Linked DNA regions of Homo sapiens: all the other regions are linked to region 2. The links are chromatin loops, found by intact Hi-C in ENCODE. Cell type or tissue: Calu3. All regions are shown on one strand.

What was found. Peaks named below come from ENCODE experiments on the same cell type or tissue, not always from the same donor. Only the 100,000 strongest peaks of a DNase experiment are listed, where the experiment ranks them.
Region 1: it touches region 2 in a loop (2.2-fold over the local background); 3 of 110 quality-filtered maps call a loop at or near these places.
Region 3: a loop joins it to region 2, with 17 times the contacts of the local background. A loop is called at or near these places in 4 of 110 quality-filtered maps.

Annotation. Positions count from the first base shown.
Region 1 is chr6:100,770,733-100,778,732 of GRCh38, forward strand. All of the region lies in intron 8 of ASCC3 (activating signal cointegrator 1 complex subunit 3), which reads right to left. Among named protein-coding and RNA genes, the nearest start is that of ASCC3, 110 kb to the right of the region's middle. In Calu3, no CTCF peak of the experiment used is centred here; no DNase peak of the experiment used is centred here.
Region 2 is chr6:101,110,965-101,118,964 of GRCh38, forward strand. All of the region lies in intron 3 of LOC107984041 (a long non-coding RNA gene), which reads left to right. Among named protein-coding and RNA genes, the nearest start is that of ASCC3, 230 kb to the left of the region's middle. In Calu3, no CTCF peak of the experiment used is centred here; a DNase peak (open chromatin) is centred at 3,877.
Region 3 is chr6:101,640,561-101,648,560 of GRCh38, forward strand. All of the region lies in intron 4 of GRIK2 (glutamate ionotropic receptor kainate type subunit 2), which reads left to right. Among named protein-coding and RNA genes, the nearest start is that of GRIK2, 250 kb to the left of the region's middle. In Calu3, no CTCF peak of the experiment used is centred here; no DNase peak of the experiment used is centred here.

The DNA of each region.
Region 1 (8,000 bases), 340 kb before region 2:
AGCACTCTGTTATGAATTTCTTAAGGATAAATATGAAAAGAGATGGGAAAGACCTGTACACTGAAAAATATTCTATTTTGCTAAATGAAAGATAAAATTCTTAAGATGTCTTTTTTTTTTTTTTTTCCCAAACTCATCTACAGATTCAATGCAATTCCAATCAAAATCCCACCAGGGTTTCCTATGGAAATTGACAAGCTGACTTTGAAATTCATATGGAAACACACATGACCTAGAAGGAACAAAACAACTTTGAAAAAGAATAACAATGTTAGAGAGCTAAAACTACCTGATGTCAAAAATTATTAAAACACTAGAGAAATCAAAACAGCAAGGTATTTACATAAATACAAACAAATCAAGGAACTGAATACAAAATCCAGAAATAAATCCACACATATTTGGACAACTGATTTTTGACAAGGGCTGAAAGGCAATGTAGATGACAAAGGTCAGCATTTTCAATAAATGATGCTAGAACAAATGGATATACACGTTAAAAAAATGACTTGAAACCATACCTTGTGTCACATACAAAAATTAACTCAAAATAAATCACTACCTGAATGTAAAGCCTGACAGTATAAAACATGTAGAAGAAAACATGGAAGAAATTCTTTGTGAATGTGAGTTATGCCAAGATTTCTTAAATAAAATAAAATCTATAAACAAATCAGTAAATTTGACTTAAGCAAAATGGAAAACCTACTATCTTTAAGATACTGTTAAGAAAATAAAAAGATAAACCATAGAATGGGAGAAAAATCTTTGCAATACATATATCAGATAAAGTGCTTATACGTAGAATAAAAAAACTCAACACAACAGTAAAGAAAACAAGCAATTTAATCTTAAGAGTATGTAAAGATTTAAAGAATCATTTCACCAAAGAAAATATATAGATGTCAAATAAGCACAAATAAAAATGCTCAACATCATTAGTCATTAGGGAAATAAAAATTAAAATCACAACTATGCACCTGTTAAAATGGCTAACATTTAAAAAATTGGCAAAATGTTTAATAATTTAATTTTTTTAATTGCAAGTATTGTTGATGTAGAGAAAAAAGAATTCACACATACTGATAGCAGATAAACTACATGTACAATCACTTTAATAAAACAATCTGCAAGTTTTTTTTTTTTTTTTTTTTTTTTTTTTTGAGATGGAGTCTCTTGCTCTGTCCCCCAGGCTGAGTTGCAGAGGCATGATCTCGGCTCATTGCAAGCTCTGCCTCCCAGGTTCACACCATTCTCCTGCCTCAGCCTCCGGAGTAGCTGGGACTACAGGCGCCAGCCACCAGGCATGGCTAATTTTTTTTGTATTTTTAGTAGGCATAGGGTTTCACCATGTTAGCCAGGATGGTCTAGATTTACTGACCTCGTGATCCACCCGCCTCAGCCTCCCAAAGTGCTGGGATTACAGGCATGAGCCACCGCACCTAGCCCAATCTAGCAAGTTTTTAAAAGTTAAACAAACATACACCTAAACTAAATGTACAATAACTTTAATAAAACAATCTAGCAAGTTTTTAAAAGTTAAACAACATACACCTAACATACCCCTTTGAGGCTCTACCCAAGAGAAAAAGAAGTACATGTACATACAAAAACATGAATATGAATGCTCATAGCAGCTTTACCTGTAATAGCCTAAAACAGGAAAACCACTCAAATGTCCATCGACAGATAAATGGATAAACAAAATGTTATATATTGATACAATGGAATACTACACAGCATTAAAAAAGAATTAATTATTGAGACATGTAACAACATAGATGAGTTAGACAACATAGACTTATCTATTATACATTTGCTTATGCTTTCATTTGGACAAAAGATATACTCAGAAGAGATCACAGTAGTATCTCTTAGGCCTAGAAGCTCTTAGGCAGGCCAATTAAACATCTGAGAGTACCACTGATACTTTCTTCACCAATTTCTCCTGATCACTTAGCCTCGGAAGGACAGTACAGCACATTTTTCAGGATACTGGGCTTACAGTCAGAGACCCAAGTTAAAATACTGGCTTTGCCACTACTTGCAATATAACTTTTAAGAAACCTAAGATCTCTAAATTTTATTTTCTCCTCTGCAAGGTAATACTGCAAGTATGACCCGCAGGTAACTTAAGATCTCTAAATTCAATTTCCTCATCTGCAAGGTAATATTGCAAGGTAAAGGTGTTATCTTTTTAACACAAGGAAGTTACAAAAATTAATTTTAAAATAGCTAACAATTATGGAGTGCTTACTATGGGCTAAGCACAGGAGTCCTTTACATAAAATATCCTAATTATTTCTATAGCCATACCAGAATATTTTATAGATGAGGAAACTGAAACTTGAGAAAGCTTGTTTAAGTTCACACAACTATAAATGGTAGAGCTAGTATTTGAAGTCATATAACTTCAAAAGCTGAGTCTTTAATTAGATAATATTTATAAATCATATACTATAAACCATACACAGAGATGGTACTTGTTAAATATGTTGAAATAAATTAATGGTAGCTATTATTATTACTATCATATATCATTTCATTTTTATACGAGGTTTCCTAAAATAGTGCTATGAATGAATGCAGCTATTTCCAGTTTTTATAGACTTATGACAAGAAACAGAGTATACTATTCCTAAACTACAAATCTGATCATGTCACATTCCAGCTTACAAAATGTTCCAAGACTTCTCATTGACTCTTCATTACCATTCAAGTTTAAGCTCAAAAGCAATTTCTGGTTCTCTCCAATTCCCTAAACAATTGTTATCTTTACTTCTTTGTGCTTCAGCATATTTTAGAAGATTTAAGGAACTACCGTAGCTTCTCTCAACAACTAGACACTCAGACAACCCTCTTTATGTATTATTATTATGACCCTTAACCACAAATATTGAAATGAGTCTTTTATATGTATTTCTGACCCATTAGATTGAAACTAAGGATTCTGTTTTTTATTACTCTTTGTATTACTCCAGTACCTAATCAATTGCCAGGAACATAATAGGCTACTAAATACATTTTTATTGAATGATTTTATGCTGGCTACTTGGAAAAAGAACTATAATTAAATGAGGGGAAAAGTTTAAAGATAGATATACACTGCATACATAATGTCCTCCAAAGAAATACTAAATTGAATCTAGCCAAAATATGTAGCATTTTAGCAAAAGCCCTATATTCAACTTTCAGTAAAAAACCTATTTCTTTGTTTTTGAAGGTTATAGTTCAAGAAATAAATAATCAGAAGAATATACTAACAAACAAAACCTATTACATATATAGAGGTTTATAACATTCTAATCGATTCAACATTCATTTACTGATTGTTATTGTACTAAGTTCTGTCAATACAAATATTTGTTTTCATAACAAAAGTCAGACAATTTTTAAAATGATCCTTAAAACTGACTAGTTTCTGGGTTTTGCTGATGATTTCTGAGATAGCGTCTTGCTCTGTTGCCCAGGCTGAAGCGCAGTGGAGCAATCATAGCTCACTGCAACCTCAAACTTCTGGGGACAAGCAATCCTCCTGCCTCAACCTTCTGAGTACATGTCACGTGCATGTACTCAGACATGTGCATGTACATGACACGTACATGTCATGACACGTGCATGTCACCACACCTGACTAACTTTTTTTTTTCGGAGATGCACTCTCACTCTGTTGCCTAGTCTGGAGTGCAATGGCACTATCTTGGCTCACGGCAACCTCCGCCTCCCAGGTTCAAGCAATTCTCCTGCCTCAGTCTCCTGAGTAGCTGATACTACAGGCGCCCATCACCACGCCTGGCTAATTTTTTGTATTTTTAGTAGAGACAGGGTTTCAGCATGTTAGCCAGGATGGTCTCGATTTTCTGACCTCGTGATCCACCCAGCTTGGCCTCCCAGAGTGCTGGGATTACAGGCGTGAGCCACTGCACCCGGCCCTAACTTTCTTATTTTTAGTAGAGACAAGGTCTTGCTGGTCTTGCTCAGACTGGTCTTTGAACTCCTGGGCTCAAGTTATCCTCCCACCTCAGCTTCCCAAAGCACTGAGATAACAGTTGTGAGCTACCACACCTGGCCCTAGTTTGTCGTTTAAAGGAAGAAAAAGGCATGTTTAAAATTAGATTACATCATTTAGGTTTCTATAAGGATATGAACTATATGCTAAGGTATGTGAGGGAGAGACAGTCACTAAGCATGCCATATTAGGTACAAGAAACAGGATATTAGAAAAACACTTAGGGCTGGTGAAAAGGAGTAGCAAAGATGATGAAGATGGAAAAGTAGGCCAAGAGCAGACTACAAAAAATCACATATGCTACACTGAAGGAGCTGACCTTTTCTTCACTCATTTACCAAGTTACTAAATGAGCATCAAATTACTGAATGAAATAGCCAGGGACTTTTTCAGCCACTAGGGATGTAACTGTGACCAAAAGCGACACGGTTACTATTCAAGGTCTCTTTTAAGCAAGGAAAAAGCATGTTATAGTTCTATTTGGAATATAATTTAAAAAGTCTAAAACCATAGAAATAATAAATTTATCTTCTGAGAATAAGAAGGCTTAGATTTAAATTATGAAAGAAAAATTCAATATAAAGAAAAGAAATTATCAAGACTCCTCTGGAAACATCTCTAAAAGATATTTTAGAGACTATATGAAGAAATTATCAGAGGGAACTGAGGCCTAGAGAGGTTAAATAACTTACCCAAGTCTACCCTGCTAATAAATTGTGGCCGAGACGGGACCTAAACTCAGTTTGTCCTAGCTCAAATACAAATTACCACTAAATTTACTGTTTAAAATATGATGATTTATCTTGTTCGGTAAGTATCCTCTACATTTATTTCAAAATAAACATCTCAAAAAAATCTTTATAATATTATTGCATATATATACATCACTATCAACAGAACATGCTGAATAGAAACAGCAAGTTAAAAAAGAAAAACCCTCCAAAACTTCCTAACATATTTAAAACAGCCCACGTTTTATACCACTCCCTATAAAGTTTCTTTTTATTTCTCATTTCAAATTAAGGAAAATGAACGAAATAATTTTCACCAATAAACTTGTTGGTAAAAATAAAAGGAATGTGCTCAGACAGCAATTGTGACAGCAGTTAAAAAAAAAATCACTAGAGGGCTCAGTATACTTGATATTGTGAATTGTGTTTGTAAGCTATTGGAACATGAAATAATTAACATCCATTATGCATAGATTTCTTATATTTGAATAATATTCAAATTATATTAACAAATGCTTTAAGTTAAGAAAACAAATGATTAAAGAAGAAGAATAATGTGGGTTATATCAAAACTCTATTTTACTCAACTTTAGAACTACATGCTAATAATATTTATTGTTTTATTTATATTTCCTGCACACACAATACCTAATTAAATGCAGCTAATAATCTTTGCTTCCAAATATTTGACATTCTTCTAACTTAAAACATTTCATATTGATTTTATACATTAATGAATACATAAAGTTAAACTGAAATTATTTCTTAGCAAATCAGCATTTCCTTTTAAACAGAAAACTGAGAGTCTCATGATCATTTATCTTAAGTGCTTTATGTTTAATCCAGATAGTCATTCTAAGTATATACCATTTTCCCTTTTAACTGGTTCTAACTACTAAGCATTTTCAAAACATATCATAATTAGCAGACCAGAAACATTTTAAGTGTTACAAGCTTCATTCTACATCCACTTTATACATATTTGGGACTCACCAGACTACTGATCTTACATACATACGCCAGACTACTGATCTTACATATGCTTATCTTACATATTTGGGACTCACTAGACTACTGAAATAAGATGACTTATTTATGAAATTCCATAGAAAGTGTATGTTTTGGATATCCATTTATTAAATACTGGTAATACAGGCTACTCGTGAGTGCGCACTCTATTTTTAAAAGTAAACTGGATGATAGTATTTAGCTGGAAGAACAAAAATATACAGTAAACATACCTCATTTTTTATAATAATCATATATATTTATTTTGTCAGTTAATTAGAAAGCATTAACTAAGTATCTAGGATGAACCCAAGAACATGCTGTCCCTCCCAAACTAGTGTAAATATCATAAGCTTAAGTTTAAGATAATCAAACCATAGACATTAAAATTTCAGCATATATTTATGATAAATCATATAGATACCAAGGACATACATTACATAATTTTCACAGTTTTTCTTCGGCTCCCTATAAAATGTGGCTTAGGCTCAAAATTTCAGAATTAGTGATGATAGCCACTCCACACACTCCGTCCAAGTTTTATATTCTGGAATCCCACCACTCTAATATTCCTCACAAACCTGGCTCCATGCCATAATCTACGTAAGTCACGAGATTAAAAATCAAACAATTTACATGAATACCTTATTTAACATACTTGAGTATTCATTAGATGATCAGATGATTTTCTTTTAGATAACTGGATAAATTTTTTCATTTAAAGGTCTTCAAGTACTGACTACTTTACATGTGTGTGTATGTGTGAGTGTATAAAACTATTTTTGATAATTACTCTAAAATAGATGACTTTGGGCTTTCCTAACAGGATACGTTTTAAAAAAACTCTGATCTTTCATTTATAGGTGGAATCATTCATTTATTTGGCAAATAGTTCTTGAATATCTCCTCTATGTGGCTTAAACTGTTCAAACACTCAATAAGGTAGACAAAGTCTCTGCTGTCATGTAGCTTACATTCTAATTAGGGTGGAAGACAAAAAAAAATCAACATGTTTACTAATTTAAAAATTGTTTCAAATGCTCCTATGAATACATTTTAATAGATGGTGTAATGGGGAGTGAGACATAACAGTTACCTTAAATTAGGTTTCTAGAAAGGTGCCTCAAGAGAGGTGATCTGAGTTGAGAATAAAATGACAAGAACCAGGCCACGAAAAAATTTGAAACCTCAGTACATTCTAGGCAAAATGAAGATCCAGAAGCAGACCACTAAATCAGGACTAAGTTGAAATGTTGAAGGAACTGTACAGAGATTAGAGTGGCTGAGTAAGAGGTCACACATGAGATGGGAAAGAAAGACAGGAATTGTAGGTAGGTCATAGCAAAGACGTTGGATTTTTGTTCTCAACACAATTAAAATCTCTGCAGGATTTTAAGTAGAAGAATAATATAATATGATTTGTAATTTTTAAAGCTGTCTCTGGCTACCATGTGGAAAAAAGACTGAGAAGTAGCATAAAACTATGGCAGTAATACAAGTGAAAGGTGATGCTGGTTTATACTGGAGTGTCAGCAGAGGAAATGGAGAGAAGTAGCAGAACCCAGGCTATCTCTTCGAGGTACAGCCAATGGATCTGATGATGACTTAAATGTAAGATGGTGGAAAAAAAAAAAGAGAGATAAATCAAAGATGACGTTTTTCTTGAGTGAAAAATAGTTTTTAGGATATGAGGAAGATTAAGATGACAGACTGAGAGAGAAAAATAAACACTCCATTTGAAGTACCTATTATACATCTAAGTAGAGATTTCAAACAGGCAATTACATCAGAATTTGAAAGTCATGGAAAGGTCAAGGATTTTTAAAAATTAATTTTCAGAAAGGTAGTGATTCTTCCAAAATTATATAGTAGCAGCAGACTCAAATTTCAAAAGTTTGCATTCTAGTAATCTTTCTAAATTCTGTCTAAAATAAGAAGTTAACGGACACTAGGTAACAGTTTAGTGGATTCTTCGAGGAATAAAGTATATAAGGTTTTATATAATAATACTACACCTCTATTTTAGTTGTTAGAAATCTTCTTTTTGTCAATTAGGGTTTATCAACTGTATTTGTGGTCAATGGAATTTTGTAATATACTACTTACACTAGATAAGCATTGTTATAAGTAACTAGTCACAAGATTAAACTTCAATCATCTTAATAAAAATACTTTTGATAGTTAACATAACTTAATAAACAAATTTTATTATTGAAAGGCTACGTGACATACAACAATGCAGATTTTTTAAT
Region 2 (8,000 bases):
ACAGATGTGAGTACTTAGGGAATTCAATACTTGTTGATTTGCTGTTTGGAATGATGGTAGATCCACAGGTTGAGCAATCAGTATTAGGGTTCAGAGTCATGGAGGAAAGAAAGAGGTGGAGAGAAAGCTTACTTTGGAACAGTGGTTTTCAACTTTGGCTGCATACTGAAATAACCTGGGCAGCTCTAAAAAGTACTGATGTCTAGGTCTCACCCTCAGAGACTCTTAATTTAATTGCCTTGGTATGTTGCTAGTGAATTGAGTTTCAAAAGCTCTCCAGCTGATATTAATGTGCAGCTAAGATTGAAAACCTCTGCTCTAGAGTTTAAAAAGGCCAATATTGTTTTAGGAAAACAGGTGAAGAATATTAGTTAGAATTCTTCAACTTCTCAGGGTCCAAAGTATACTTGAGTGAAGAAGTGAAAACTTGTAGAGAAGAAAACAGGTTAGGACAAGAAGTTACTTAGACTTGGGCCAGCAGGTGATATCATTTTTACAAGGTGAAGATGAGAAGAAAGAAGAATGAAATAGTTAAAAGAAGCATAAACTGGACCTGAAGGCAGAATCATAATTCAAAGTTCAGGTAAGGTTCCTTTATTCATTCATTTCACAACTACTTCCTGAGTGTCTACTATATCCCTGGCACTGAGCTTGGTATTGTGGTTACAGCAGTAAATAATAAAATCATAGATCTCACAGAGCCAAAATTTTAGTGAAAAAGGAGACAGGAAAAGAGAGAGGAGAGGGGAAAAGGAGAGAAGATATGCCTTGAAAGGATTATGGGTGTGGTAAATGGCACACAGAGCTAGCTGGAATCAAATAGATGAGAAGCAAACTTTTTGAAAGAGTTGTATATCAAAGAAATCACAGTGTGAACTAGATATGTTTGTGTTCCTTGGGTCCTCAAATATCTAAAGGTAGGAAGCAGGCTCAGTGCCCAAAGGGGTGGGAGGTGAGGGTTGGGAGGGCATTTTCTCCAATGACTATTTTAGAAGTGGCCATGTTGGATGATGAAAAAGAAAGATCTTCTCCAAGGGCAGAGCCAAGGTCATGACAAACAATGGACTAGGGAATCTCTCTCCAGGAGAATTGGAGCCTAATCAAAGAACATTCTCCACCCCCAGGTAGAATTTCATAATTACAATGGAACATTGACTACTTTGGTCTTCCTCTCATTCTTTTGCTTTCTAAATGGGCATGTTTATTGCAGTTATCCTGACCCTGTTCCACTATTGTATTTTGGGTATATGTGCGGAAGTTTCTGTTTCTTTATAGTCTCCATATTAAGAGAAGCCACACTAAGATGAGAGCCCATCATATATCATCAAGAGATCCTGAACTTTGAGCTTAATACAATGCAGGTTGTCTCTCTGGAGTAGGGGTAGTTATTGGGCCTGTGGGAAAGATGGTGAATGGAATATTTGATGACTAAAGGGGCAGACTTTGTAGTCACTAGTGCCAAATATTTCTCGTTCTTTTTCTTTCTTGGTCACTCAGATTTTACGGTTGTTGGAGCATCATCTAATCTATCTTGACTCTACTTTTTTAGAGACCAAGTGAGAGATAATGTTGACCAGGAATATGATAATGGCAGTAAAAATGGAGGAAATACTCTAATTCAAGATATATGCTAGATATAAAAAAAATACAGAAATTGTTAAATGCTTGGATGTGGGAAAGAGAGGGAAGGAAGAATAAAAAATGATCACCAGGTTTTGTAGTGGTGCTGTGTACTGAGATTGGGAAGAGTGAAGGACAGGTTGAAAGGACAAAAAATACTTAGCTTTGGACATAATAATATTGAGATGTGTGTGAAATATTTAAGTAAAGATGTTAGGTAACTGAATATGTGAGTCGGGGCTCAAAGTAGAGATTCATGCTAGTTTCTGGGAGAAACATATTAATAGTATTTTCGGTCAGAATGCACACCATCCTCGAAGAGGAGAAGGGAAGTTGGGCCAAGACTGAGCATTGAGAATTACTAATATTTATAGCTTTAGTATGGGGGCTAAGGAGCCTAGAAAGGAGAGTGACAAGGAATAACCAGAGAAGCAGGAGGAAAACTCAGAATGTAAAGTCCTGCCCTCAGTGGAAGGATGAAATTGTCAACTCTGATTAATGCTCCTGAGAGGTTAAGGACAAGAAGTGTTTGCCAGAGCAGTGGGGAGCAGGAACCAGAATGAAGGGGGAATGGGAGGTGAGAAAGTGGAGGCAGCACCAGTAATGCCTCTTGAGGAATCTGGCTCCAAAGGAGGGAACAGAAAATTCTGGGATTGAGAGAGGTTTTTGCTTGTTTTTGATCTGTGATACTGCAGCATGTTTGTATAAAGATAGAACTGATGCAGCAGAGAAGGGAAAATTGCTGATGCACAAGGGGGAGAGATTGACTAGTGAAGACCTTGAGAAGGTGAGAGATAAGGTGGGAGCTTGAGCATACATTCACATTGTAGGCTTTGATAGGAGGAAGGAAGAAGAAAAAATGGGTGTGGATGCTGGTAGGTTTATAGGTTTAAGGTTGAGAATATAAAGTGGATCATTGAGTTTTTTATTTTCGAAGAGTAATGAGGTGAGTCTGTTATATGAGAGTGAGGTTGAAGTATGTATAAAATAGTTCTTGGTGAGTTAGGAAGTTATACTACTTGAGAAACATAGCAGGATTGCCAGCCAGTAGTGAGTATCTACTTAAGGTTGGTAGTCATGAATTTAAAGTAAAACCAGTCAGGTGGGTTTACTAATTTTTCTTTAGGAATGTTTGACTGCTTAACTAGGCAAGGATAAGCAATATTAACCATGAGTGTGGTGGAAGGAGAAAAGAATGAGAGAATCAAGTGTATTTTCAGAGCAGCAAATACAATATTAGACCTTGAGTATATGGACTGGATAAGGAGGGCAGTGAGTCCAGGTAGGGACTGACAGAAGGTGCAGAAAGTAAAGGGGTTAATGGATTCGAGGTTTCACTGTGGCTGGTGGAATAGGTTAGTGGGTGTACTTGAGAGACTGAATAGGAGAAATATATGTGAGTGGGAGGTTTGAAGTGAGTTTTCAGAAATGTTGCAGCTTCTGTTGATGACAAATGGGACAATGGGAGTAGGTGGCTGAGGTGGAGGGGAAGGCATTGGAGTTGAGGAGGTTGAAGAGCTGAGCAGCCGTGGTTCATCAAGTGGATGTTGATGATATTGAAAACGATGATAGGGTGGGTCTAGAAAAAATTGTGAACAAGAGTTAAAATATTCAACAAATGGTTGTGAATGAGCAGGGATTTGTCAGATGGTTGCAACAAGTATAGTGGGGATAGAGTGACACATCTGCTTAGCAGGAGCTCAAAGGATCAGAAATTTTTGTAAGAGGGAGATATAGATAAGCAACGGGAGGCAAGAAGAGCAGCCATCATGGCAGGGTGTGATCAACAAATGAAAGAGCTTTTCCTCAGGGGGGTTTCAGGGCAAGTAGTATCCAACAGACTCCTTTTAAAACAAGAGGCAAAGAAATGTTCCAAGAAGAGGATAAGAAGAGCTTACTGATTCCAGACAGGAGATCCAGAGGGCACAGTGGGAGGGTTTAGGGGAAAGGGAGAGCAGAAGTGGGAGGCTGGGTCACCTTAGGGGCTTTTTCAGCTAAGAAAGTGCATAATAATATATAACTAGGAAGAACATTTAGTGGCAAAGGAATTGGAAAAGAATCTTTTCCTGTAGTCATCTAGTATATCTGCATTCTTGTTTCACATTTGGCATCATCTTCACTTTTCTGACCCTAATTTGCTACCATCTTTCTTGTGTCCTGTCTTTTGCTATAGAAAGAAAAGCAGTTTGCCAGTATTGGCATTTCTTACCCACACTAGATGTCACTGTTGCTTGCCTCCTAATTTCAGTCCTATGGCTTATTCAATGTGACTGTTCAGTGGCAGTGATCTCTCCCGGCCACCCTTTGCCTTACCCACACAAAGACACACACACAAGATTTAATGAGACTGGTGCTTATAAAACCACTGAGGTGTTAAATAGCTTAGGGTTAAACAGAACTTCTTATGTATGTATTCTAAGAAGCTTATTAGTTTTTTTCTGCATTTAGGAATTAAAGGCTGAGTGAGAACTCAGACTGGAATTCTTAACAGAAAACACATCTATTTCCTCCTGTGAAAATATGGCATTTTATACTTAAATTCAAACTTGGTTAATGAGCTGCCCCCTCATCCTCTGTTGTTGGGAGCAGGAAGCCTGGTGTGAAATCGCACTTGGTTACCTTCATTACCTTGATGTGTGGTGAGTAAATTTCCTGTCCTGAGCCTGGTGTGGTGTTACCATATGAGGTTGTCTTCTATGGTCTGATTTAGGTGTGCAATCCTGGGTGATTTCTTAGTCCGGGGAGCGTGAGAGACCCTGCTAGCAAAGGAGAGTTCAGACTGTTATCTGGGAAACTGGCAGAGGCTACAAACAATGTATGTCCCTTGTACTGGCAGAACCAGAAGTTGCTGGGGGCTGCAGAGCATTTTCTTTCTTTCTTACTGGCAGAATCCTACTCAGGAAAGGGGAGAAACTTTCAGAAAAGGGAGTGAGGGGTGCGTGGTAGAAACCATTATCTTTTGAATCATACATTCAGTCAATTAGTCAGGTAACAAATATTTATTGAACTACCATGTGTCAAGTATTGTTTAAGGCACTGGGGACACACTGGTAAACAAACCTGAATTGGTCCTGCATGCATAGAGCTTAACTCCATTGGGGAATGGGAAAGAAATAAATATGCAGCATTTTTTTTCAGAAAACTGCTCTGCAGAAAATAAAACAGTGATGAGATAGAAAGTACTTGGGTGGTGGTGACATCTAAGAGGGGTCCTGTCTGATAGGATACAACAAGGAAATGATCTGGGGGAAGGAGGTAAGTCATGCAGAGGGAAATCTGACTTGGAAGTCCATTTGGAGAAGTCTTCAGCTTGTTCACACAATAGGCAAGGGTAAAGGCATTCAAGATGGAAGTTGAAGTACAGAGTATGTGGGACCTTGTGTGTCACATGGACGGGGCTTAGATTTTATTCTAAGTGCAGAGGCAGATGAATGAAAGTTTCGTGAGATGCATTGAGGTGATTTGATGTATGCTTTTAAAAGATCACTCAGGATGATGACTAGAGAATGGGTGGGAGCCAGTGTGAAGAGCAGGGAGATCCCTTAGGAGGCATGAGCAGTGGGGCAGGGGAGAGAATGATGGGTTGCGCTAGGTTGCTGGAGGTAAAGATTTGCGATTACTCCTTTAATGATGAGCAACTTTTATGCATTAATCTGACTTCTTATAGTCTGTAACTTGGAAGTTTCAGGATTCTTTTTCCGTGGATCAGTTCTTAGTCAAAGGTGAGGAAGGGCATGAGGAGCTAATTTTAAAGGAAAAAAGAATTCAATAGTACTTCCCTAATGGCTGTTTTCGTTGTCTAAATCATCAGCATTTTTTATTCTAGAGCAAACTTGCTAATATTATTCACAGTATAAAGTTGTTGGCTTTTTTTGTTTTTGTTTTTCTCTCATTAAATGTCACATAGAGCAGAAAACAACAATACCAGCATTACGGCACCTGGAGTTCCCTAGTGGCTGAGGCAGGGAAAGGATAGTTTCCTTTAATGAAATCCCTGAGGGACCAGGGAAGAGACAGAATGCTAATATGAGCTTCCCAACATAAATCCCAACAAATCAATATGCCGGAACCTCGGAAAAGCCGGGAGTGGTATTGGTGTGTGAGTGCAACAGACTTACCTGGCAGATGGGCCTCCATCATGTATAAGCTCTCACTGTGTGTTAGTACTGCACTCACAAATTTATATTAGCATCCCGATTAATTCTCACTTTAGCCCTGTGAACTAAATGGTATCAGCACAAACAGTTGACAGATGTGGAAGATAAGATGTAGAATGGTTAAAATCACATGGCTAGTCAGTGGCAAATCTGAACTGGAACTCTTAGTCTTAATAAATTTGCTATGTTGCCTCCCAAAATCTTTTGCTAGTTATATATTGTTAAGTTACATTTTTACTTATACAGAGATGGACATTCCTTACATAATTTTTCTTTCAATAGCTGCATTCTGTTAGTTTTAGTGACCAATCCTTTGTTGTGCCTATTATGTGACGTAACACGCCCACAATAAAAATCTTTAATTCTGACTATTCTGTCTCTGAAACAATATTTTTTATCAGATGAATCCTTAGAATTATGAGGATTTCATTATATAGAGAGATGTGTGGAAGAGTGGGTATATTTCCATCAAGTATTATTATTCATTTCATACATAGAACAAAACATATTAGAGCAGTGCCGACAACACTTTACAATAAGAAAACCCTCTACGTGTCAGTCAGGGTTCTTTGTTGCAAGCATCAGACACTGACTCTTGTTAACTTCAGCAAAAGAGAGATCTGCTGGCAGAATATCAGGAAGCTCAGTTGTTTGCGGAGAAGCCTGAAGACGCTATAAACTGGCAAAAATGCAGGCAGGTTCCTCAGCAAGAACCACAGCCAAGGTCATGCTGCAGGAACAGCCTGGTTGGGGTGCCCCGCCCAGCTCTGCTGCTGTCACACTACCCTCGGCCTCCACCCTGGGCAGCGCTGCACTTCCCGCTGCAAGATGCCTCGTGAAATGAATTCCAAACTGTCCCTGCTCCTTTCTATCACTTGCTCACAATGCAAAGTGGCAGGAAGGATCATCAGATTGGCCAAGCCTGGGTCACCTGATCTACCTGTCGGGGCAGGGAGAGGTAGTCTCTGACCCCCTTTGAATTTCAGAGAAATGAAAACTAGCCTTTCACCAAGTAGGAAAGGGTTTCAGATGCTGAACAGCTACAGAAACAGGATTAAACTGTAAAAGTAAAATATTTTTAGCCATTAAGTACTCACATGGAATTTTTAAGGTGTCATGAAAAGGCAACATAGTCTTTGAAAGAAACTACTTTTCTATAGTATAGACTTCAATTATCTCAAAATAGCTATTGAGCTGGGGAGGGTCACTTACTCTACATTTGCATGCAGATGATCTTGCTAGTCATTTGGTTTTGTGTTGAGAATTCCAATATGACATTCGGCAGTTACTGGAACAAAGACCGAGTTTGCATCTTCCTTCCATTTATTTCATTTATCTCTGATAGGCTTTGTGGGAATCGTTGTCTCTAATCCAAGCTATCAGAAAGCCTTTTACACATTCCTTCTGGCGATGCCTAATTTTCAGTGTGCTTGGAGTAATCAGTTTGCATTTTTTTATTGAGCTCCTTTAAAAGCAACTCCTCCCCACAAAGGAATGTTATGTTTCTGAATTTTATTGTTCTGCTCAGAGATTAAGCATTTGTATCACCATAATATGAAATGTATTCTGCCAGCCTATTAGTACTACAATAAAACTGATGTGACAAAGTTTTAATTCATACAATATTTATAGTGTTTATCCCTAGCTTTAAAAGCAGAGATCAGAGTACATGCAAGAGACCATATGAGATCTTTAACATAGCATGTTTATTTTATTATACTGGAATTATATCTTCATATGATAGAAGTCTAATCAAATTTGGTATGTTAAAGATGAATAAAATGGCATTATTACAAATGCAGCCAAAATAAAATTAACAGTGGTAAATGTCATGGAGACTGCAACTGTCAGCCTAAGGCATGAGAGGAACTGTAGTATAATTTTTTTAAAAAACTGCTTAAAGAAACAAACTGTTAGTCTTGTCCTAAAAGGGGCACTCAGTATAGTCTTAATATAGTGAGGCTTGATTCACAAATCATTATTCACTTGCAAAATCCATGATATTTATTTGATCCTTAAAAAATAGATATATATTATTTAACACCCCTCAGAACTTCTTCCCCAAAACATACATGAAAATCCTAAGTTCATTTTTATAGTTTAAGTATGCTGTACAAAGAATCTGAAGAGTCAGCCTCAAACAGGCTTTCTTTAAAAAAGGATCAAATTACAGTACAAATTAGAGAAAAAAATACAGGATTAATGTCTATAAAGAAGTGATTA
Region 3 (8,000 bases), 530 kb after region 2:
AAATCTTGTTCTGTTAAATCACTGTGATTTGGGAAGGGGGATGATTTTTACTATAGTATAACCCAGTCAAGTTGTCGTTGAATTTCCATGTGTATTAAAAACATTAGGAAGGCTTGATAAAACACTGCTTGCTAGACTGACTCCCAGTTTCTGATTTTATAGGTATAGTTGTGGCCTAATAATTTCTTTTTCTAATAAGTTTCTGGGTAATCGTGATGCCATTAGTTTAGTAACTCCACTTGAGAATCACTGATCTAGCCAATCTTGACCAATATACAAATTTTCATATTTTGAAACAAATTGACATTAAGTCAAACTTATCAATATGATAAACAAAGGCATCATTTTGTATGTAAAACAAATTTAAAATGTTTAAACAAGCATAATTTTTTAGTGATTTAACACTGACAAAATTATTAATCACTTCTTAAAAACACTTAATTGTCTGAACTTCAACACTGAGTAGCAATTATTCTGCTAAATATTCTTGTCCTTAAGAGTATTCAAAATGGTTTTGAATTAGCTTTAATATGAAGGAAGAACAGTCCCCTGTAAATACAGTAAAAATTGTGAAGTATAAATTGAGATTTAAAACAATCTGATATTACTAGAATGTTTTATAATATCCATTTCATATAAATTTAAAAATAGTTTTACTTTTTAACTTTTAAAAAATGTACAAAAAGTACTAATTAATTACATGTGCAATGATTCTGACTTGTCATTTAAGTATTTTTTTCAAATTCCCCATTCCACTCTCACAATGAACTTTTTATCCAATTGAAATAATTGAGTTGGCATTAAAGAAAGAAAATTAAGTCAGCTCTTAAAATCTTAACACTAACTTGTTAATTACCCTATTAATAACACAATGAAAAATGACAAGCTGTAATTCCTTTTCCAAAAATATGGCTGAAGGTCAGAGAGCTGTCTTGCTGGCATATTGAGAGACCGAAAATTACAAATGATGAGCTTTTTTTTCTTTTAAATATCATCAGATGCCATTAGAAATTCAGCGAAGAGACTAGATCAATATTTAAAATATAATTTTAAACATAATTTTCCTATTATTAAAGAAAACAACTGCTATATATTAGGAAATAACCTAGCAAAGATACTTGTATTTGTGTGTTAAGAAGACAAATCTAAAGGGTTTCCAAACATTGTCCAGGTCTGAGCTTTTACACTATTGAAAAAGGATTCCGTGTGCTTTTAGCCTACAGCAAAGATCAAAAAGCATTCACAGAGCCTACTGGCAAACCAGAGATAAATAGAATGGTTTTCTCTGCCATTAAACAATAATTCTTGAAAATGACTTTTTTCTTTTATGTGGGGTAGAGTAAATCCAAATTATGCAGGACAAAGTTTACATGCACAGTAAGTGATCTATTGTGGTATTGTTTGCATTTTTCTTGGTACAGTTTAATTTATTGTTGTAACTGCTTCGCTATTTAGGAGAATAGAATTGGTTACCAAAGACATTGTAAAACTGTTCTATAATACTGTAGTACTCATTTAATATACATATATAAATAGTTTTACTTTTTAATTTAACTTTTAAAGAATTTTGCAAAATAAAACAGAATTCTGTTTCAGAGTAGAGACACTTAAACATTTGTAGTTTTCTTAGAACATGTATAACAGTACCATAATCTTGTATTCAGATTTTTAAAATTTGTAATTGTGGTAAAATACACATACAATTTGCCATCTTAACCATTTTTAAATGTACAATTCAGTAGTGTTAAAAATATTCACATTGTAGTGCAACCAATCTCCAGAACTTTTTTATTTTGCAAAACTAAACTTTTGTATGCACTAAACAACCATTCTCCATTTCTCTTTCCATAGTCTCCAGAAACCACCATTCTACTTTCTGTTTCTATGAATTAAATACTCTAGATACTCATAGAAATCGATTATACAGTGTTTGTCTTTTTGTACTGGTTTATTTCACTTAAAATAGTATTTTCAAGGTTCATCGATGTTGCTGTGTTGTAAAGTGTCGAAATTTTCTTTGTTTTTAAGGCTCAATTATATTCCATTGTATGTATGTGTCACATATTATTCATTCATTCATCAAATACTTGGGTTGCTTCCACCTTTTAGCTATTATAAATAATGCTGCTATGGACATGGGTAAACAAATATCTCTTTGAGGCCCTGTTCTCAATTCTTTTCAGTATATACCCAGATGTGGAATTGCTGGATCATATATTACTTCTCTGTTGAACTTTTTGAGGAACCATCATACTGTTTTCCATAATGGATATAACATCATTCCTACCAACAGTGCACAAGAGTTCTAACTTATCCGTATCCTCACTAACATATATATATATTTTAATTGTACTCATGTTGATGGGTGTAAGGTGATATCTAACTGTGGTTTTGATTTGCATTTCCCTCATGATTAATGATGTTAAACACATTTCTATATTCTTATTGATCATTTGAATATTTTATTTGGGGAAATGTTTAAGTTGTATGCTGATTTTTTTATTTTAGCTGTTTGATTCATTGGTTGTTGAGTTTCAGTAATTCTTTCTATATTCTGGATATTAACTGACTATCAGATATATTATTTGCAAATGTTTTCTTCTATTCCATGGGTTGCTTTTTCACGTTGTTGGTTGTGTCCTTTGATGCAAATTTTTAAATTTCATAATCCAGTTTATTTTTACTTTTTTTAAACCTATACTTTTGCTGTCATATTCAATAAATCATTGCCAAATCTAATGTCATGAAGATTTTCCCCTATGTTTTTTTCTAAGGGTTGTATAGTTTTAGATCTTACATTTAGGTTTTTTATGTTTTTTGAATTAATTTTTTTTCTATCTTGAAGAGTAAGAGTCCAACTTTATTCTTTTGTATGTGGATATCCAGTTTCCCTATCTCTGTTTATTGAAAAGACTATTCTTTTGTCATTTATTGACCACATATGTTAGAGTTTATTGTTGAAAATGAAAATTATTTTACCACATATGTGAGAGTTTATTTCTGAGCTCTCTATTTTATTCCATTGGTTTATATGTCTGCCTTTGTGCCAGTATCATACTGTTTTAACTAGCTTTGTAATAAGTTTGAAATCAGGAACTATGAGATCTCCAACTTTGTTCTTTTTTAAGATTGTTTTGGCTAGTCAGGATTTCTTGAGATTCTATATGAAGTTTTAGCTGAGTTTTTCTGTTTCTGCAAAAAATTTTATTGGAATTTTGATAGAGAGTACATTAAATCTATAGATCACTTTGAGTAATGTACTCATATTTTTAAAACCAAGGAAATTTGAGTTATACTAAAATATACTTTATAAATAAAACAACATTTATTTGTCAATTTATTAGTCTATTTAGTAGCCAATCAACTAACATAGATTCTTTCTATAGCAGTACATTTGCTGCTTCAGTTAGGGTCCATCACATTCTTTAATTTGAGCTCACTTCCTTATTTGTCTGAAAATTATTTTTTCTTTATAAACTTTATATACTGATGACATATACAACTATATAAAGTAATATCTTATCAAGCACTTCCTTGGCCAAAGAAGAACCAAATGTGAATAAGATGTTTTGATTCTCCAAATACTTAAACACTAGTGTTACAAATAAATTACAGTACAGTATGATAAATGCTAAAAGAGAGTTATATAAAAGTGTTATGGCAAACTGGAAGTTGAAATCAAGGAGATCCAGTTGGTTGGAGAACTAAACAGAGATGACATTTAAACTGGGTCTCAAGTAATGTTAAGAGTAGGTAAGATAGGAAATGCAAGTGTACAGAGCTGTGAAATGGTATGGTGAACTGGTAGCATGATGAAACATCTACTGAGGTTGATACACCAGACATCATCTAGAGATGCCCAAGAATAAAGACAAATGGATCAAAAGAGATCATGAAGGGACTGGCAAGACTGAAAATCAGAGCATATAACCATATAAGACTAAAGTAGGTTAGTCACCAGCAGCCCTGTAGAAGAGGCTGTGGCTGGAATTTGAAATTATTAAATATCACTGGACAGGTTGGAGGCATAAATAGGTTCCAAAGAACAGTCTTGATTTAGGCCTCATAATGCTGCTTACCAAGAATCAATTAACTTTTTAGGAAAAAGTGATATAATGAATTTTTGAGTATGGAATTTTTAATTCATATAATGTATTTAGAACATTAAAAGGTTATTAAGTTTTGTAGTTATTGGTGCTATTTACCAAATATATCTAGCTCTGGTCTCAGGCATAGAACAGAATTGCATTTTCTCACCCTCTTTGAGGTTAGGCAAAGCCATGTGATTTTCTTTTGCCAGTGAAATGTGAGCAAAGTACTGAAATATTTCTTGGTGACTGTTTCAAAAGTCAGTTATCAGTTTGTCACATTTTCTTCTCCATGCTATAGTAATGATGAGAACATGATTCTTGATGGAGGTACTGGAGTAACTGTAAGGTGCAAAGCCACCCTACCAATCCATGCTAGACAAACAATAGGAACGGCAATAAACTTGCCTGTTGTTTAGCCCCTGAGACATGTAAACATAACTTACCCTATCCTGACTGTACAACAAGTAAGACATAATAATGGCTGTAGAAAGCCTTGATAACAGAATAAGAAGAAAAAAAAAAAAACTAAAATCAACCATAATCTTACCCAAATGAGTCATTGTAACTATTTTTATATTTACCTCTTAAACTATAGTGTTACAAAGAAGCTTAATTCATCATGTCAATTATTTACTTAATTGTGACAGATGTTTACTCTGCTAAAGGTATATGCTGTTGCTCTCTCTCTCAGGAGATTAGCTTCCCTGTCAGTAGCTATTGTGTTATAACTAGCCATCATCAATTTTTCTCTTAAGTGGGAAACTACAATACATAACAAGGTTGTTTTGAATCTCATATGAGACAAGGTATATAAAATAAGTGGCACATAGTACGTTAAACAATAAAGATGGGAGAGGCCGTTTGTCTTTCTAAAGGTTTGCTTATCAAAATTTTAAAATACTTGATACCTTCAAAATATAAACCATTTTTGTTCAACAAAACTAAAGCATAATGTAATAATTCTCCATCTCCCTTAAGCAAGTGTATGCCATTTGTCATTTTCTTTAAAAATAAATGAACTTGTTCAATTAGTTGAAAATTTTCTTTTATAGATCTGATTTTACAAGTTGATGGGTTTTTATTGCAGCATTATGTAAAAAAGCTTGAACTTTATTGCTCTTGATTAGTCCTTATCCTTCTAAGAATTTTAATGGTAATAGAATATTTTAAGATGCATCAGTGCACATTTATGTTGAATGTTAGTATCCTTTCTGCTCTTTACTGACTAACACTACAGTTAATAATAAAAATTTATCTTTATTTTTGAAGGCTTATTATGCATATATGATATTTATACATTTTTGGTGATAAATTCTATCGCCACCTAGTGCTTTGGACAACATTTTATATTTCTGCCATTTCTTTTTGCATTACATTAAGATGTGTAAACTGTGACTGCCCATTCTTCTCATAAGACTTTTCTCTCCCCAGTAAGCTTACTTTTCTCTCCCCAGTAAGCTGTTCCACAAGGGCAGAGAATGCGTTTTCTTTAGAACTGTGTCCTCACCTCCTGGATCAGGGCATGGCTTGTAGTAGATGCTTAATGCACATTTGGGGAGTGAACTAATAGATAAATACTATACAGTTCAGAGTCCAATAACTATATTCTGACACAACTACATCCCCTACTTGGATTTTAAAAGAGAAAGTTTTTGTATCTTCTTGATGATCTAATTATAATGCTGTGCATCTAGTTTAGCCAGGACAAGATTTACATATGTTGCTGAATTTAGTAAATTCTTACTTCCTGGACTTCAGATAAGGTAAAAAGTAAGCATAATTACAAAGGGCAGGAAAAACCCTTAGTTATGAAAATATGTATTATCTTGACTATGGTAATTATATCATAATGTCAAAGTTAATCAAATTTTACACTTTAAGTACATATATTTTAGTTTACTTTAATTAGAATAAAATTGAAAACAAAAGCCAAAAAAGTAAGAATAACATATTAAATTGCTTTATATTACAACAGCAATATTTCTGTAAATATTCTTCCTCTACATTTCAAAATTTGCAAAAGATATCACCACAGGCAATTGGGCATTACTTTTGAGATTCTTTGTCAGTGGAATACATTAAATCTCCCGCCTGATAGAGAAATTAAAACTGCCACATTTCTGTCTCTGCTAGCATCATCTTGAAATGTTCATCCCTCAAACAGGAATAGATGGAAAGGAGAGGAAAGGAGAGATGAACAGAGTTTGGAGAGGAAATTACCTCATTACTATGAGCACAGAGAAGAGAGACAAGAAAGAGATATAAAACATGAGAGGTAAACATAATAATCATCATGACAACAACAGCTATTGAAAGCTCGCTGCATGCCAGTAACAGTCTAAACACTTAGCATGCATTTCTCGTTTTTCTGTTTTCATGGCAACTCTGTTTAGTCTCCCTATATAAAAAAATGTAAAATCTGAGTCTTAAAGATGTTATGAAACTTTTCTGAGGGAAAGTACAAGTGTCAGAATAAGGATTTAAACCCAAAATGTTGAATCTAATAGTCAGGTTCTTCACTGAACGCTATACCTGTTCATAACAGACACAAAATGTAAAAAACAAAGAGGTAAAACAGAAAGAAACAAGCTTCTATGTGTATTGGTAGATGAGGAGAGACTTTGCAGCTGATGCTAAACAAGAGGCTAGGGTCCACAGCTATCTACACATCTCCTCAAGACAGAGCTCCACTGTAGACAGTTAACTCCAGGTAGACAGAAGTTAAGACATGTGGAAAACATTAAATAGAAGCAATTGTTTGCTATAATCTTTGCCACTTTTGCACTGTATGCATTTTTGAAGATCCAAGGCCTTCTCCCAGGCTATAGAAGTGCACTTTAAGCCAATATTTTGTTTTATGAGATATAAGAAATCACAGCCATATAAATAAGGCACAAGCAGAGATGAGTAAATGGTATATAGTGTCTCCAGTTTTAGAAAGGATGCAGATTATATCTGAACCAGCATAATGTCACTACAAGAAGGATGCATAATGTCATAAAAATGTACTTCATACGACTCAGTTATTTGTATTTTTTATTTATTTGTTTTTAACTAAAGATGAATAGCCTCTGCCATATTTTAAAAGGGCAGGCAATATAAAGTTCAATATTAGAAAATGTACCTAAATGACTGGAAAACACATCTTATGAACTAGTATATTAATCATTCAGTGTAGGAAGCAGAAGGCAACATTACATATCACTGTGATGTGCTAAGTGCTAGTCTCAAATATTCATGGCTTAGGCAAGAGTTTATCAACCTTGGTGCTGTTTAGTTGAAGTCATGGGGGGCTATTTTTTGTAAAATGTTTACCAGCATCCCTAACCTTTACCCAGTAGATGTTAGTAGTAGTTCTCATCCCCAGTTGTGACAATTAAAAATATCTCCAGACTTTTTGCCAAATGTCCCCTAGAGGCAACATCACCCCTGATGGATCACTGGCTTCATTTGAGTATATTTCTAATCATTATTTTTCATTAAATAATTATGTTTCAGACTTGCAGTAAAGATATGCTGTAACTTTAGATATGATTTAGAAGTCTATATCTTAGAAACTACTATAAATAGACTCAGTACAATTGGAAGTGGAATTGGACTACCGATGATTATATTCATTCACATAACCATTTGTTAAATACACACTAAATGCCTGTCACTGTTCCAGGTTCTAGGAATACAAAAATAAAGGACACATTTGAGATCTGCATTACACCAAAAGTGATATAAACTGTTTATTGATCCAGATTCTCCAAGATCTACTTTTGTATTCTATTAATTTAATCATCAGAAACCATGAATTGTTAGGCCATATTACCTTACATCTATGTAGAAATATTTTTCCTAAGTTATCATGGTTTCTCTGGGAAATGAATATAAAAATTTCCTTTGAAATATTTTTTAGTTTTT